2 separate regions of the Homo sapiens genome follow, and region 2 is linked to region 1. A link is an interaction called in ENCODE POLR2A ChIA-PET data of the cell type or tissue named here. Cell type or tissue: PC-9. All regions are shown on one strand.

What was found. ChIA-PET counts read pairs that join two places held together with the same protein. Peaks named below come from ENCODE experiments on the same cell type or tissue, not always from the same donor. Only the 100,000 strongest peaks of a DNase experiment are listed, where the experiment ranks them.
Region 2: POLR2A ChIA-PET joins it to region 1 with 12 read pairs; 2 of 35 experiments call an interaction of 5 or more read pairs at or near these places.

What each region holds. Positions count from the first base shown.
Region 1 is chr6:107,382,169-107,387,168 of GRCh38, reverse strand. The region is part of intron 1 of PDSS2 (decaprenyl diphosphate synthase subunit 2); the gene reads left to right. Among named protein-coding and RNA genes, the nearest start is that of PDSS2, 75 kb to the left of the region's middle. In PC-9, no CTCF peak of the experiment used is centred here; no DNase peak of the experiment used is centred here.
Region 2 is chr6:107,141,738-107,146,737 of GRCh38, reverse strand. No RefSeq gene overlaps it. Among named protein-coding and RNA genes, the nearest start is that of BEND3, 29 kb to the right of the region's middle. In PC-9, no CTCF peak of the experiment used is centred here; a DNase peak (open chromatin) is centred at 1,877.

The DNA of each region.
Region 1 (5,000 bases):
TCCAGATGTCAAGGTCTAAGTAGTCAGACCCTCCTTGGGAATGTGTGGACCGCAATGGTGGAGAAATACCAAAGCAGAGTGCAACAGGTTGGTGGAAAAATGGACAAACCCTTCAGACTTATTTGAGAAGGAAGCAGCTTGTGGATTAAGTTATTCTGTTGCTCTGTATGTGATTTTCCTTTCCTTAAGTCAAATTTAGATGTAACATTCTTGTGCATCTTGTTGCTATTGGAGAAGGATAGCTGGGACAACCCTAGCTTTGGACTTCTGTGGTTTCTTTAATTTTGCATTGTTTTATGTACTAGAGAAATATTTTGAAGGTTTCTCATATTACTAAAAGTGATTGCTAGGTGATCTTTATATTTTCCTCCAAACTCTGATGAAAGAACAAAATTGATTAAGCCTTTGGAAAATATTTATTTCTGGTCAAATGGGATTTAGTTAGCTTCATTGATAAAGTAGTATAGCTTGCAGTCTGCTGTACCCTAATCCTGAGATCTTTGGGCATTTGGGGCAAATTATTTAACTTCGATTGGCCCTACTTTGTTCTTTTATGAAATGAGGAGATTGCACTAGTGAGTTCTTGGATACCTTCCAACTTTGTGGACTCTGGTTTTATGACATGAATGGTCAGATTAGATTTTATCCAAGATGAATAATTACCAAATAATGTCAGTGATTTAAATGTAAGCCTAATCCTGCTGTGAGCCTTAGAACATTGTTCTGTGACATGTTCAGATAACACTTAAATATAGGATCCAATTGTCAATTTTTGTTTTTTTTTTTTTTAGAAAATGACATATACAATGTAAAACTATTTACATCTAATAAACATGAAGTTACTTTTTAATATCACAAAGTTTGAATTTTTGAGTCCACTGTTCCTCATTGTACAAATCTTTGTAAATTATTTTGATTCCTGTATATGGGAACCCAGAAGAAAAGTGGATCATTTTTTTCAGTGCCAGATTCTTTGCCTAGTGAATATACATAACTATTAAATAATTAATACAATCTTAGTTTCTTTAAATGTGTTTGAGTTGACTTTTAAGGACAAAAATTTGTAGCTTCCTTTCTCAAAGATGCCTTTTTAGAGGACACACTAGAGAATAAAGAGGATGAGGAAAGGGAGGCTAAACTTACCTTCATTTAACATAGTTAATGAAGTTCTAAGGCAGAAATTCTGTTTACTTAACAGTTAATTTGTAAGAGCTTTACATCCTACATATGATTTTTCTATAGACATGTTACTGTATTTTTCTGGAAATTATATCCCTTCTTCCAGTAAGCAAGCCTGACACATATTTAGGCCATGTATTTTTGCTCATGTACAATCATGCTTTTTTAAAGGTAAACTTTGCAGGACCTGGAAACAGATTTGAGGAAAGATCCAGACAGGTGAATTGCCTATTTTATTTAAAAAAAAAAAGAGAGAGAAAAAAAAAGATGTTCAGCTTTTAGGGTTGAGCTGTCAGTTCTCTTGGTTTTAATGTCCTGTGGTAAAAGTTGGTCTGCCTAGTATTACTTCAACTGAAACTTCCTTACTGAGTACATGGGCAAAAGCAGTCCAACATAGTAAATAATGATAGTTGATTATAACAATGACCCTAAGGCAGTGTAACATATCCAAATGTTTTCTGATTTATCCATGAAAGATTGTGATCTTGTTGTGATTTTGTTCCCATTCATTTAGTAAGTACTAATCTGTATGTAGTCAATTGGTATTAACCAGCGTACCTCATTCCCTGATCCAAGAGGATAACAGGATGTTTTTTGTGTTTTGTATTAACTCTGCTATAGAGGTTTTCTGTATGAAGATTTTTTTTTTTTTTTAAGAGACAGGGATCTTGCTATGTTTCACAGGCTGGATTCAAACTCCTGGGCTCAAACAGTTCTCCTGCCTCAGCCTTCTGAGTACCTGGGACTATAGGCAGAAGGATGTTTTTAATTTAAAAATGCAGGAAGGTTAATTATAGTATCTTCTATATTACGGTCATGTTCTAAAGATTTCTCAGATCTCTCTTCCTAAAGAAACTGGCCAAAGACTAAATAAAGAGATGAAATTCAGAGGTCAGTATTCACCTGGAAAGCCTTGCTATAAAAGTACTTCTTTCTGAACATTTAAGCTCCCTAATCTCTTTTTGAAGATTCATTTGAGCAGACATTTATTGAGCACTTACTGTGTATAAAATAGTATGAAGAAGGGAAGTAGAACTATGATATTTTTGTAGCCTTCAAGGACTTTATATTCTAATAATTCCTTAAATTAACTTTCAGACCTATATAAATTTTGGACAGTTTTTGTGTTTTTATTTGCGGAAATTGAGAATTTTGCATCAGTCAGACGGAAAGCACCAGGGGGAGAATGATCTATTCAAAAGTCTACAAGTTGTGTGAGTGTGAGTGTGTGTGTGTTAATATTAATAACAACTTTATTTAGATACAATTTACATACCATAAAATTCACCCTCTTTAAGTATACAGTTTAGTGGGTTTTTTTTGTTTTTTTGTGTTTTTTTTTGGTTTTGAGACAGAGTCTCACTTTTGTTGGCTGGACTGGAATGCAATAGCGTGATCTCGACTCACTGCAACCTCTGCCTCCCGGGTTCCAGCAATTCTCCTGCCTCAGCCTCCTGAGTAGCTGAGATTACAGGCGCCCGCCACCATGCCCTGCTAATTTTTGTATTTTTAATAGAAACAGGGTTTCACCATGTTGGCCAGGCTGGTCTCGAACTCCTGACTTCAGGTGATCCAACCACCTTGGCCTCCCAAAGTGCTGGGATTACAGGCGTGAGCCACCGCGCCCAGCCAGTTTAGTGGGTTTTAGTGTATTTACAGAGTTGTGCAACCATTACCACTATCTAATTTTAGGACATTTCTACCACTCCCCTCAAAAAAACCTCGGTACCTGTTAATTATCACCACCTATTTACCCACTACCCCTAGTTCTGTCTTTATGGATTTGCCTACTCTGGATGTTTCATATACATGAAATTATGGAATATTTGTCCATTTCTGCCTGGCTTCTTTCACTTTGTGTAATATCTTCAGGGTTCGTCTATGTTGTACTTCATTTCTTTTTATAACAAAATAATATTCTAGTGTATGAATATATACCACATTTTGTGTAACAGTTGATTAGCTAATGGATATTTGGGTTGGTTCTACTTTTGGGCTGTTATGAAAATGCTTCTGTTGCATTAGTTTACAAGTTCTTGTGTGAATACATGTTTTCATTTCTCTTTGGTGTATATGTAGAGTAGAATTGCTGAGTCACATAGTAACTTTGTTTTACCTTTTTAAACTTTTCAAAACTGGCTGTATGATTTTAAAATCCCATTAATGAATGAAGGTTCCATTTCTCCACATCTTCATCAACAATTGCTATTGTTGGTCTTTTTCATTTTAGCCATCCTAATGGGTGTAAATTGGTGTCATTGTGGCTTTGATTTGCATTTCTTTAATGGCTTATGACATTGAACATCTTTTCATGTCCTTGTTGCCCATTTGTATATCTTTGCCCATTTTTTAACTGGGTTATTTTTCTTTTTATTGTTGAGTTGAAAGTTTCTTTATTTGTATCTAGATACAAGTCCCTTCTCAGAGGCATGGTTTGCAAATATTTTCTCCCATTCTGTGGGTGGTTTTTTTCACCTTCTTGATGGTGTCCTTTGATACACAAAATTTTTAATTTTGATGAAGTCCACTTTATCTAATTTTTATTTTGTTTCTCATGCTGTGTCTAAGAGCATCTTAATCTTATGAAGATTTACTTTTATGTAGAAAATAGCATTTTACAGTTTTCCTTCTTATATTTAGATCTATGATCTATTTTGAATTGATTTTTTTTTTTTTTTTTTTTTTTTTTTTGAGATGGAGTCTCACTCTGTCACCCAGGCTGGAGTACAGTGGTATGATCTCGGCTCACTGCAGCCTCCGCCTCCTGGGTTCAAATGATTCTCCTGCCTTGGCCTCCTTAGTAGCTGGGATTACAGGCGCACACCACCATGCCTGGCTAATTTTTTTTTAGTAGAGATGGGGGTTTTACCAGGTTGGCCAGGCTGGTCTTGAACTTCTGGCCTCAAATGATCTGCCTGCCTCGGCCTCCCAAAGTGTTGGGATTACAGATGTGAGCCACTGCACCCAGCCCTGTTTTGAGTTAATTTTTGTATATGGTATGAGTTAAGGGTCCAACTTTATTTTTTTGCATGTGGCTACCCAGTTGTCCCCATACCATTTATTGGAAATATTATTTTCCCTGTTGATTGAACTCTGCGTCTTTGTCAAAAATCAACTGACCATAAATTTAAGGTTTTTTTGTTTTTTGTTTTGGAGACAGAGTCTTGCTGTGTCACTCAGGATGGGGTACAGTGGTACAATCATGGCTCACTGTAGCCTCGACATCCTAAGCTCAAATGATCCTCTCACCGCAGCCTCCCAAGCAGTAGGGACTACAGGTGTGTGCTGCCATGCCCAGCTAATTTTTTATTTTTTGTAGAGAGGGAGTCTCACTATGTTGTCCAGGCTAGTCTTGAACTCCTGGGCTCAAGTGATCCTCCCGTTCTTGGTCTTCCAAAGTGCTAGAATTACAGGCATGAGCCATTGCACCTGACCAAATATAAGTTTTTATTTCTGGACTCTCAAATCTATTCTGTTGATCTGTTTGTCTGTCCCTTATGCCATTATTATACTGTCTTTATTGCTGTAGTTTTATGGTAATTTTTGAAATACTGTAAAAGATTCCTGCTTTTACTTTTCCCCATTGCCCATATCCTTTTGGTCACCAGTGTTTAATTCTTGCTCTTTAATATTTTCAGAGTGTTCTAATTTGTGCCCTCACTAACAATTCTTGGGTTCAAGACTTTAATTATTATGGTGGTGGTGGTGGTGGTTCACGGCCAAAAAAAAGGAAAGAAAAAAGTATTAGCTTTTCAGCCATTTTTGTTTACCTCCCGCACCTGACATTATAAAAGGTGTAGGGGATATAACAGTGAATACAC
Region 2 (5,000 bases), 240 kb after region 1:
GGTGACTTAACAAGAGGTGTCACCTGGTAAGAGGCCAGAACTGATAGTGGAATGTACCCCTCCTTTAGCTCACCCCACCTTGCATCAGAGCTCTCAAAGGCTATAGTTTTAAGGCCACTACAGATAGAATATTCCTAACTTAAATCCACTGGCATATATAGAGTATGACCAATTTGTTGTGAGCTTCCTAATTTCTAGTTATTTATGCAGTTCTATACCATGATTTTCTTTCCTTTCTTCCTATTTTTTTGAAGATTAGAACTGCTTTAATTGCATTCTTTTTAAAAAATAGCTGTATTAGGGCCGGGCGCGGTGGCTCACGCCTGTAATCCCAGCACTTTGGGAGGCTGAGGCAGGCAGATCACGAGGTCAGGAGATCGAGACCATCCTGGCTAACATGGTGAAACCCCATCTCTACTAAAAAATACAAAAAAATTAGCTGGGAGTGGTGGCGGGCGCCTGTAGTCCCAGCTACTCGGGAGGCTGAGGCAGGAGAATGGCGTGAACCCGGGAAGTGGAGCTTGCAGTGAGCCGAGATTGCACCACTGCACTCCAGCCTGGGCAACAGAGCAAGACTCCATCTCAAAAAAAAAAAAAAATAGCTGTATTGAAGTAAGTTTATACACCATAAAATTCGCCTATTTTAATTGTACCATTCAATGATGTTTTGGTAAATTTACAAAGATGTGCAATTATCACCACAATCCAGTTCCAAAACCAAAAGAGACCAGGCACGGTGGCTCACGCCTGTAATTCCAGCACTTTAGGAAGCCAAGATGAGAGGATCACTTGGGCTCAGGAGTTCAAGACCAGCTTGGGCAGCATAGTGAGACCCCATCTCTAAAAAAAAAAACAAAAAATTAAAAAAAAAAAGATCCTTTGTGTCCATTTGTAGTCAACTCCTACTCCCACCTTTAATTCTGTTCAGCCACCAATCTACCCTCTGTCTCTATAGATTTGCCTTTTCCAGACATTATCTATAAATAGAATTATAGAATACATAGTCTTTTGCATCTAGTTCTCTATCACTTAGCATAATGTATTTGAGTTTTATCCACGTTGTCTCATGTATCATTATTTCCTCCCTTTTTATTGCTAAATAGTATTCCATTGTATGGATATAAGACATATTGGCCAGTTGATTCACATGTGGATTGCCTCTTTTACCTATTCTGAATAATGGGAACATTCAAGTATAAGTCTTTGTGCAGACAAATGTTTTATTTCTCTTGGGTAGATCTCCAGGAGTAAGATTGCTGGGTCACATGATACATTTATGTTTAATGTTTTAGAAATTGCCTGTTGTCCGGCCAGGCGTGCTGGATCACTTAAGGTCAGGAGTTCAAAACCAGCCCTGCCAACATGGTGAAACCCCATCTCTACTAAAAATACAAAAATTAGCCAGGCATGGTGGCACATGCCTATAATCCCAGCTACTCAGGAGGCTGAGGCAGACGAATCACTTGAAACCGGGAGGCAGAGGTTGCAGTGAGCCGAGATCACACCACTGCACTCCAGCCTGAGCGACGGAGTGAATCCCTGTCTCAAAAAAAAAAAAAAGGCCGGGTGCAGTGGCTCACGCCTGTAATCTCAACACTTTGGGAGGCTGAGGCAGGAGGATTACTTGAGGTCAGGAGTTTGAGACCAGCCTGACCAACATGGTGAAACCTGGTCTCTACTAAAATACAAAAATTAGCCGGGCCTGGTGGCGCATGCCTGTAATCCCAGCTACTCTGGAGGCTGAGGCTGAGGCACTCCTACCTGGGTGACAGAGCAAGACTTCGTCTCAAAAAAAAAAAAAAAAAAAAGAAGAAAGAAATAATATAGTACTCTTTACAGTTTCACCCAATGGTAACATCTTGCAAAACTGTAATATGATATTCCAACCAGGATGTTGACATTGATAAAATCTATCAGTCTTATTCAGATTTCCCCCTAGGGAATTTTTTCAAAATTGTTTTGGCTACTTTGGGTTCTTTGCAGTTCCATAAAAATTTTAGGATCCGCTTGTCAATTTCTACCAAAAAAAAAAAAAAAAAAAAAATGGAGCCTGCTGGTATTTTGGGATTTTGGTAGGGATTGTATTCAATATATAGATCAAATTTTGGAAAATTGTTACCTTAATTAATCTAATTTTCCATGATCCATCTTTTTTCTTTTTTTTTTTTTCCAGGCAGCCTCCCAAGCCAGAGTAGGCTCAGAGACTCCCAATCCATCATTTTTTACTTTTTTACTTTTTTTATTTGGTAAAATATATATAGCATAAATGATTCATTTTTGTTATTTTAAGTGTACAATTCAGTGGCATTAACTACATTCACACTGTTGTGCAACCATCATCACTATCTTTTTCTAAAACTTTTTCATCACCCCAAACAGAAACTATGTTGTTGTTATTTTTAACAACAATACTGAAATTGCCAACTCAATAGTTACTGTATTGTCCTCTGTGGCCACAAAGTCCTTTTTCAGATCATGAATTTAATGCCAAATCTTAAATCTCAAGGAACCCTGGTACTGGACTTTGGAAGAACATAGACAGTCTTTGTTAAGAAATTAGGCTGTGGCCAGGCATGGTGACTCATGCCTGTGATCCCAACACTTTAGGGGGCCAAGGTGGGAGGATCACTTGGCAGTTCAAGATCTGCCTGGGCAACATGATGAGACCCCATCTCTAAAAACAAAACAAAAAGGGTGGGAGTTGCAGTCTTCAGATCCCAGCTCTGCCATTGACAATCCAGTTACTTCTCTGGGCCGGGTGCAGTGGCTCACACCTGTAATCCCAGCATTTTGGGAGGCCAAGGCAGGCGGATCACCTGAGGTCAGGAGTTCGAGGCCAGCCTGGCCAACATGATGAAACCCTATCTCTACTAAAAATACAAAAATTAGCCAGGTGTGGTGGCGTGTGCCTGTAGTCCCAGCTACTCGGGAGGCTGAGGCAGGAGAATCACTTGAGCCGGGAGGCAGAGGCTGCAGTGAGCCAAGATTGCACCACTGCACTCCAGCCAGGGTGACAGAGAAAGACCCTGTCTCCAAAAAAAAAAAAAAAAAAAAAAAAAAGTTACTTCTCTGAACTTACATTATCATACACAGATTTAAACATTTTTATTTCTATGATTCCCTAGGTGTGGGCTTCACTAAATGGGGGCTAGAGACCCTAAGGATATGCAGCACCCTGCCAGGTGCTGTGGAAGCCACAAAAGGAGCGTGCACATTGTCTAGCAACATTTTTCTTCCACAAAGTTAAAATTAGGTACTTTAACTACAAATGATTTTTCAAAACTTTTGTGGCATTCCAAGCATATATTATGGAGTTGAACATAAGATTCGGATTCATTTTAATATCACATGTAAGACAAAATAAATTTAAAGTATTTTCGGGTGCTCTGGGCTCACCCTCCTTCCTATCCATCACCCCCCTATTTCACTTAACAAGTCTTTTACCCGCTAGTCTCCCTCCCAGTCCTAGCAGACATTTACTCATCATTCACAGCCCTTTTCCTACCAACCCTCAGAATCCTCTCTTTATTTTTTTATTTATTTGAGATGGGGATCTCACTATGGCACCCAGGCTGGTCTCAAACTCCTGGGCTCAAGCGTCCCCCTTTGGCCTCCGAAAGTGCTAGGATTACAGGCAAGGGCCACTGCATTCAGCCTCAGAATCCTCAACACAGCACTCCAGGGAGCCACTATTCACACGTCTGAGCCAGCACACAAGTTGGGCAGCCATCTCTGTTCAACTGGTAGAGACGAGGTTTCACCATGTTGGCCAAGCTGGTCTTGAACTCCTGTCCTCAAGTGATCCGCCCACCTCGGCTTCCCAAAGTGCTGGGATTACAAGGGTGAGCCACCTCGCCTGGCTGTATTTTACCATTTTCTAGGTAAGTATTTGAAATAAAATCAGTAGCCCTGAAAATCAAGATTTTATTTACTTTCCAAATGTTATATTCTTCCTTTTAAATTATTTTACTTTCTCTGATTTGCACATAAATTATGATAAAGATAGGGAAAGGCATTATATGGTATGTTGACTTTTAAAATGGCAGAATCCATTATGTCATACAAGTCTGCTAGTCCAAAGGTATTTATATTTTATGTAACTTTGTCCTCCTAACAACCATCAACAGAAATTGAATGTCCATTAGTATGGAAAAATCTCTTTGAAATGTCTTTGCAAAACACTTTTTATGGGCTGGGCATGGTGGCCCACACCTGTAATCCCAACACTTTGGGAGGGCAAGGCTGGACGATGCCCTCAGGTCAGGAGTTCGAGACCAGCCTGGCCAACATGGTGAAACCCCAACTCTACTGAAAATACAAAAATTAGCCAGCATGGTGGCGCATGGCTGTAATCCCAGCTACTCGGGAGGCTGACACAAGAGAATCGCTTGAACATGGGAGGCAGAGATTTCAGTGAGCCAAGACCGTGCCACTGCACTTTTTTTGTACCTTTGTGATCATTAGTTCCTGTTCAAGAAAGGATAACGTGTATTGTTTTTCCCCTATTTAAGAAATCTTTAAATTTCATTTTATCTAATTAATTTTAACACTGGGGTTGGTTGGGAATTTTTTTAGATTGTCATCTCTTTTTTCAGATATATATGAAAGTGAGATGAAGAAATGGACAAGAGCAGGTAGCAGAGAGATCAAGCTTTTTTTTTCTTAAGCCATTAAACATCTATATTTTTCTTCCCAGTGTCCTACCTCCCAACTTTTGATGATCAGAGGCTGGTATGACAGATTACCTTAATTTGTATCTAGCTGTTGCTAAGTTATCGCCATGGTATCAAGACACTGAGGCAAATATAGATGGCTAAAAACAAATGTGTGAGAAGAAAAAATTGTCCCTAGTCCCCTCACCTCACTGTCATCTGGATGAGTAGCAGCATTAAATCTGTGTCGTAGTTGCTTCACAACCATAGCAAAAAAAAAAAAAAAAAAAAAAAAAGCTTGAAAACCCAATTATTGCATCCTATAAAAATATAACGATTTCTGCAAAT